2 separate regions of the Homo sapiens genome follow, and region 1 is linked to region 2. Evidence: chromatin contacts called from ENCODE Hi-C data. All regions are on one chromosome and are shown on one strand. The core of a region is the stretch at or near the end of the contact, and the rest is flanking DNA. Distances in the headings are between cores, read along the strand shown.

The links. Hi-C counts contacts between places; a loop is a spot of excess contacts on that map. Pooled maps may share reads with other maps.
Region 1: a map with no recorded cell type shows a loop between it and region 2 (17-fold over the local background). The contact joins the enhancer-like site here to the promoter of FLJ38576 in region 2. A Hi-C loop is called at or near these places in 4 of 37 single-sample maps with no recorded cell type and 3 of 50 pooled maps.

The regions. Positions count from the first base shown.
Region 1 is chr4:183,721,042-183,724,125 of GRCh38, reverse strand. No RefSeq gene overlaps it. Among named protein-coding and RNA genes, the nearest start is that of TRAPPC11, 63 kb to the right of the region's middle. RefSeq lists enhancers at 735-784, 182-943 and a silencer at 895-1,424. Within about 2 kb of position 1,250, at least 20 of the 41 ENCODE cell types and tissues checked have a DNase peak (open chromatin) inside an H3K27ac peak, as active enhancers do.
Region 2 is chr4:186,189,837-186,193,012 of GRCh38, reverse strand. FLJ38576 (a long non-coding RNA gene) reads left to right here and starts at 1,523. Exons shown (of 1, transcript NR_046264.1): 1 at 1,523-3,176. CYP4V2 (cytochrome P450 family 4 subfamily V member 2) reads right to left here and starts at 1,446. Exons shown (of 11, transcript NM_207352.4): 1 at 976-1,446. The coding sequence starts at 1,189. RefSeq lists a silencer at 1,120-1,649.

The DNA of each region.
Region 1 (3,084 bases), core at 1-2,500, 2.5 Mb after region 2:
CGCCCAGCCTAGAGTGCAGTGGCACAATCATAGCTCAATGCAGCCTTGACCTCCTGGGCTCCAGCAATCCTCATACCTCAGCCTTTCAAGTAGCCGAGACTACAGGCCCACACCAGCGCCTGGCTAATTTCTTTTTAATTTTTGTAGAGACGAAGTCACGCTTTGTTGCCGAGGCTGATCTTGAACTCCTGGACTCAAGTGATCCTCCTGCCTTGGCCTCCCAAAGTGCTGGGATTATAGGCATGGGCCACAGCCCCCGGCCCAAAAACAGTATTTTTATGCATGATCATTTTCCTTTGGGTTTGTATTTGCATAGTGTCTGTTTTGTTTTGTATTACGAAACAAGATCATTACCGTATTCACTGTTCTGTCCTTGCTTTTTTCTTAACAGTACCTGGTGATCCTTTCCCCACGTTATTATTAAGTACTGAATCTCTTTATGACAGATCTCTGTAATCCAAATACAAGCGATTTAATGAAGGAAGAGAGTCCTTACAAAGAAAGCCATGACTGTCAAGGTTTCAGGCCCCACTGAGAGTGCTGTCATCTGCCAAACCAAACAGAACAGACAGAAGGAGGGGCACCTCGCACCTGCAGTGTGCACGGCACTCACTTCTGGGTAGGAAGCTCCAGGGCACCCGAGTTTGCAGAGGCAACAAAGAGGCGCAGCTGAGAGGCCAGTTGCAGCCAAGAGGCCAGGTGCAACAGGCGCCAGATGCAGCAGACAGGCCAGGCGCAGCAGAGGCCAGATGCAGCAGAGAGGCCAGGTGGGGCAGAGAGGCCAGGTGGGGCAGAGAGGCCAGGTGCAGCAGACAGGCCAGATGCAGCAGAGAGGCCAGGTGCAACCGTAAAGGTTTCACACTGCGGCATCTCCCAGGGCGGCTTTGCAAACCCTCACCGGGCGTTCTGCATTGTGCTTCCGAAAAGCCACAGGAGTTTCCTGCGAACCGCAGCGGCGCGGGTGCAGGTGGCGACAGCCCCTATTGAAGGCCCCTGCAGCGTACGCGTCGGACGGGCTTCCCAAGGCGGGTGCTGGCGGCGGCGGGGCGCACCGTAGTCCTGGTCCCGCCACGGCCGCTCCCTGGCGGCCCCCGCCGGCCGCGTGCCCCAGCCCCAGGGCGCCCGCCTCGCTCGGCGCGCACGAGTTTCTGCAGGTCTCTCCTGCCAGCCTCAGGGGAGCCTCCTCGCGGCGCGGCCCGGCTGGGTTCCGGCTTTAAAACAGAAAGGCTCATTGTCCCGAGGTCCCCTGGCCGGTCTAACCGCTGCGGAAACTCCCCGACGCCCCGCCCCGCGCCGAACGGCCCCGCGGCCTGGCCAGAGAAGCCGAGACCGGGTGCGGGGGCCGGGCGGGCGGGTGAGCCTCGCTAGAGAGGCTGGGCTGGTGTAGGTTTTTTGTTTGTTTGTTTCCTCTTTTGTTTTTTTTTTTTTTTTTTGAGATGAGGTCTCCCTCTGTCGCCCAGGTTGAAGTGCAGTGGCGCGATCTCGGCTCACTGCAACCTCCGCCTCCCGGGTTCAAATGATTCTCGCACCTCAGCCTCCCCAGTAGCTGGGATTACAGATGTCTGCCACCACGCCAGGCTAATTTAATTTTTTATTTTTTATTTTTTTTTTTTGAGACGGAGTCTGGCTCTTTCCCCCAGGCTGGAGTGCAGTGGCGGGATCTCGGCTCACTGCAAGCTCCGCCTCCCGGGTTCACGCCATTCTCCTGCCTCAGCCTCCCGAGTAGCTGGGACTACAGGCGCCCGCACCACGCCCGGCTAATTTTTTTGTATTTTTAGTAGAGACGGGGTTTCACCGTGTTAGCCAGGATGGTTTGATCTTATGACCTCGTGATCCGCCCGCCTCGGCCTCCCAAAGTGCTGGGATTACAGGCGTGAGCCACCGCGCCCGGCCTAATTTTTGTATTTTTAGTAGAGATGCGGTTTCACCTTGTTGGCCAGGCTGGTCTGGAACTCCTGACCTCAGGTGACCCACCCGCCTTGTCCTCTCAGAGTGCTGGGATTACAGGCGCGCCACCTAGCCTGGCTAATTTTTTTAGCAGAGACGGTTTTTATTTTTAGTAGAGACGGTTTCACCGTGTTGGCCAGTCTGGTCTCGAACTCATGACCTCAAGTGAACCGCCCCCCTCAGCCACTCAAAGTGCTGGGATTACAGGCGTGAGCCGCCGCGCCAGCCTGGGTGGATTTTCTGTGCACGGAAGGGAAGCAGCACCGGAACCCCTCCTGTTCCCCTAAGCACCGTGGACACTGCCCACCTGACAGCGGAGGGGGAGCAGCCGGAAAATAAAATGTCGCAGGGCGCAGTTACGCGTATCTGTTAGTGTTTGTGTGTGGTAAAAGATCTGTCACTCAATGAGTGCCCGTTTTCAAAGAATGAACATAAAATGAACATTTATTAAACATAATTTAATCTCTTCTCCATGTCAGGCCCTTTCACTGATTTCCCAAGGTGACCATTCGGACCATTCGTACATTAATATTGATTTTAAGTTGATAAAGGTTGTGTTTGAAGTTGTCTTCTTGATTTTATCCTTGCAGCTGAAGATACCTTGTGAACTTTACTTTTCAGAGCAGAGCGTCTGAGCGGTGGGCAAGGCACAAAGCGCGAGGGAAGCCGCTGGAGGGAGCTGCTCTCCTGCACGGAGGGCGCAGGCGCCAGCTGCTGCCAACACCACGGGAAAGCCCTCACCCTAACCTTGGACTCCTGACCCCAGGCTCCTAATGCACATCATTATTCCATAAGAACAGGGGAGAAACGGAGAGGGCACGAAGCACAAACACCGAAGCTCTGGGATAACATTAGAGATAGGAGGGCCACCAACTCGTTACACTGAAAATTAAAAATACAGAGGCCGGCCGCTGGGGCTCACTCCTGTAATCTCAGCACTTTCGGAGGCTGAGGCGGGCAGATCACTAGAGCCCAGGGGTTCGAGACCAGCCTGGCCATCCTGGTGAAACCCCGTCTCTACTAAAAATACAAAGATTAGCGGGGCTTGGTGGTGCGCGCCTGTAATCCCAGCTACTCTTGGGAGGCTGAGGCAGGAGAATCACTTGAACCCGGGAGGCGGGGGTTGCAGCGAGCCAA
Region 2 (3,176 bases), core at 274-2,773:
TGAGGCCTCATCTTGTGAAGTTGAAATTACAGCATTATTTTTATTAGAGAAAACAAGTGAAAATGAGAAAAAGTCCTTCAAGCTTTGGAGTTAGTTAATGCTCAGCCTGTAAAACGATTACTAACAAATAATCCCAGAGGAAACTGGGTTCTGGTCTGGGCCAATTTTAAAATATGCCATTTTGGGCAAATCTTCTCATTTCTGGGTACCTCAACGTAATCCCTGATGAAAATAAAACTCTGAGATCGAGTTCGCCCTCCCTGACAGGGAGTTGTAAATACCAGGTACTTTTGAGAGCTTTCTAACTTAACGTGATTTTTTTCCATCAATAAAATGTCCATCTCTGTTTTAAAACATGATTTTAATTAAAAAATTCACTCTTTAATAAACAAGGCGTTTGACACCCTCCAAAGAAGTCTGCCTGAAGGCCCTGCCGTCTCTTAATTGTTATTATGTAACATCCTTTAAAGGGCTAAAGTATGAAGGTCAAGCGGGAACTGAAGCAGCAGTCAAGTCTTGTGATGCCGGGAGGAAGCGTCCAGTGAATCTCTAGTCTCTTATTTTCCAAAGTGGCAGCGAGAGGAGGGCGGCTCTGGGCGTTAAGGTGTTGGCCAGTTTAAAACCGCTCTGTGCTCCCAGGGAGCTTCTGTTCCTAAGGCTTCCCAAGCCAAGGCAGGAGGAAACGGCAGGGCTTTGAGAGCTGAGCAGCGGTGAGGTGGGAAAAGACCGAGGGCAGGGGTTTGGAAATACCGCATCCTGTGCTACACACAAAGAAAATGCTCACTTTGGGATGGGGCACTAGCAGTGTCGGCGGGTGCCAAGGGGCAACGACTAGAACTGGGAGTGCATTCTCCACAGGGTGACAGGCTCCTCTCTCCTGCGGCCAGCGCCACAAGCAGCGGGTTCCTGGCTGATCGGAGGGTGGGAACGGGGCTGCGGACCCCGTTGCGCTCCAGGAGGAGCGCCGGCCCTTACCTCGCCCGTCCGGCTTCATCAGCAGCGCGTGGCCCACCAGTGGGTAGGCGCGGGCCACCGTGGGGATGGGCCGCATCTGCTGCCATTTCCGCGCGTAGCTCGCCACCCTCTGCAGCAGGCTCAGGACCAGACTGGCGCCGGCCAGGGAAAGGGCACTCGCCGCGCCCCACAGCAGCAGCTTCTGCCACACGAGCCCCAGCCAGAGCCCCGCCATCGCCCCGGCTGGCGGCCGCGGGGTGCACTCCGGGAAAGTGCGGGCCCGCGGGGGCGTGGTGCGAGGCGGTGCCGGCCGCACACCGCCCACTTCCCCGCGCGGACCTGGCGCGCTCCCCGCTGCGGGGTCGCCCGGTCCCCGGAACGACGTTTCCCGCCCGGGCGGCGGCCAGAGAGGGCGCCACGGGGCTGTTCCTGCGCCCGGCCCGGCCTACGCAGCACCGCGGCCTCCACGCCCCAGCCGAAAGCGAAAGACCGGAAAACGGTTTCCGGGCCCCAGGGCGTAGTGATTGCACTGGAGGCCCGGAGGCTGCGCCGGGAGGAGGCCGGCGACACTTCCGGCCGCCTCCGGATGCGGGGTCAGGGGCGTCGGAAAGGTCACCGCGGCAGCCCGGCGCGCCCCAGCGGGGCTGTTCTGAGGGTGCTGCGAGGTTGCTCTACGTGCGGGATTCCGCGGGCGGGCAGCCTGCTCTGGAGAGGAAAGGAAGGCGCATCCGGCTCGGAGCCCAGCTCTGCTGCGCATCGCTCGCTCCCTGCGCAACTTGCAGCCCCGGGAGGCGGGGCGCGTCCTGGCTCCCGCGGGGTCACATGGAGCAGCGGGCGCTGTAATCCAGGGAGGCTTTGGGGACACGTTAGGGAAGTCAGCTACCCGTGTGTGTCCGCTGGCCCACTGGGACACTGGGAGCTCAATGAGGTGGTTATGAGCCAGGTATTTTCCAAAATACGCACCAGGCACCAGACCGAGGAAGCCGGAGCCCCGGAGAGCACGCAGGGGCGGGTGGGAGAGGAAGGCGGGCGAGGCTGCTCAGCGGGTGCCGGGAGACCGCAGCCGCGGGGTACTCGCAGAAGAGCCAAGACCTGCCACCCAGCCCGGGAAGGGAGGGAAGGGCCGCGAGAGGGTGCCCCATTTCAGCCTGGGGAGACGCGTGTGCTGGCCGCCAGTCTCTCTTCCCGGCAGAGGGCCCCAGTGCTGACCCCAGCCCCTTTTCCACGCTCGATGCTTCTTACAAAGTGGCCGGGCGAGGAGTGTCGCTCCCCGAGAGGCCAGGCCCTTCCTAAACACTAAAGTGCCAGGAAGATGAAACTGAATGTCCTGGATGCCCGCTTTGCTTAATTACTAATTACGTTCGTTCACTCGAAGCCACTGCATAAGTTGGCCACAGCCACCTGCAGGGCCTCTTTAGTGCAGAGAAAAACATGCCTAAGGCTTTTCTCCATTTGAATTTGTTTTAAGTCATCTGCATGGGCTGACGTGAAATAGCAAGTGAACAAAACAAGTTGCAGAACGGAGTGTGTAAAGTAATGCCTTCTTTTGGAGAAAAGGTTTCTTTCTCTACGGCTCCACTAATGTCTGCAAGTAAAAATACTGATCAGCTCTATGGAGTGGGAATGAAGATGGGGAACTTACGCTTTTTATTTCATTCACGTCTACATTGTTTAATCACTTTAACACTTTAAAAAATAAATATGTTCACTTAGTATCTTTAAGCAAGTCTCATGGGCTTTAGTTTCCTCCTCTCTAAAGGGTTGAGGCTGAGCTATAATAAGGTTAATTACAGCTATAAAAGTAAACAATTTGTCTACATACTGGGGATTCTAAAATAGGGGGAGGAAGGAAGGGGAGTAATGGTTGAAAAACTGTGTATTGGGTACTGTGTTCCCTATTCAGGTGAGGGGATCAATAGAAACTCAAACCTCAGCGTCAGGCAAATTTAACAAACCTGCACATGTGCTCTTGAATCTAAAATTAGAAAGAAAAAGGGTTTGTCTGTATCAGTCTCTGCTAACCTCTGTGGATAAAACCAGGCGGGTAACATACAACCCCTCCCCTCCAGAAGGAGAGAAGGGAGATTGCTCTGGGCAGCAGTGAGTCTCGGCCTGGGCAGAAATGGTCAGAAATGCTGCAGAGCCAGGAGGGGTAAAATGAGCTCAGGGGGCAGTGAGGTGCCCCTGCCTGGAGCACAGGGTCCCACGCAGTGACAGGTGCA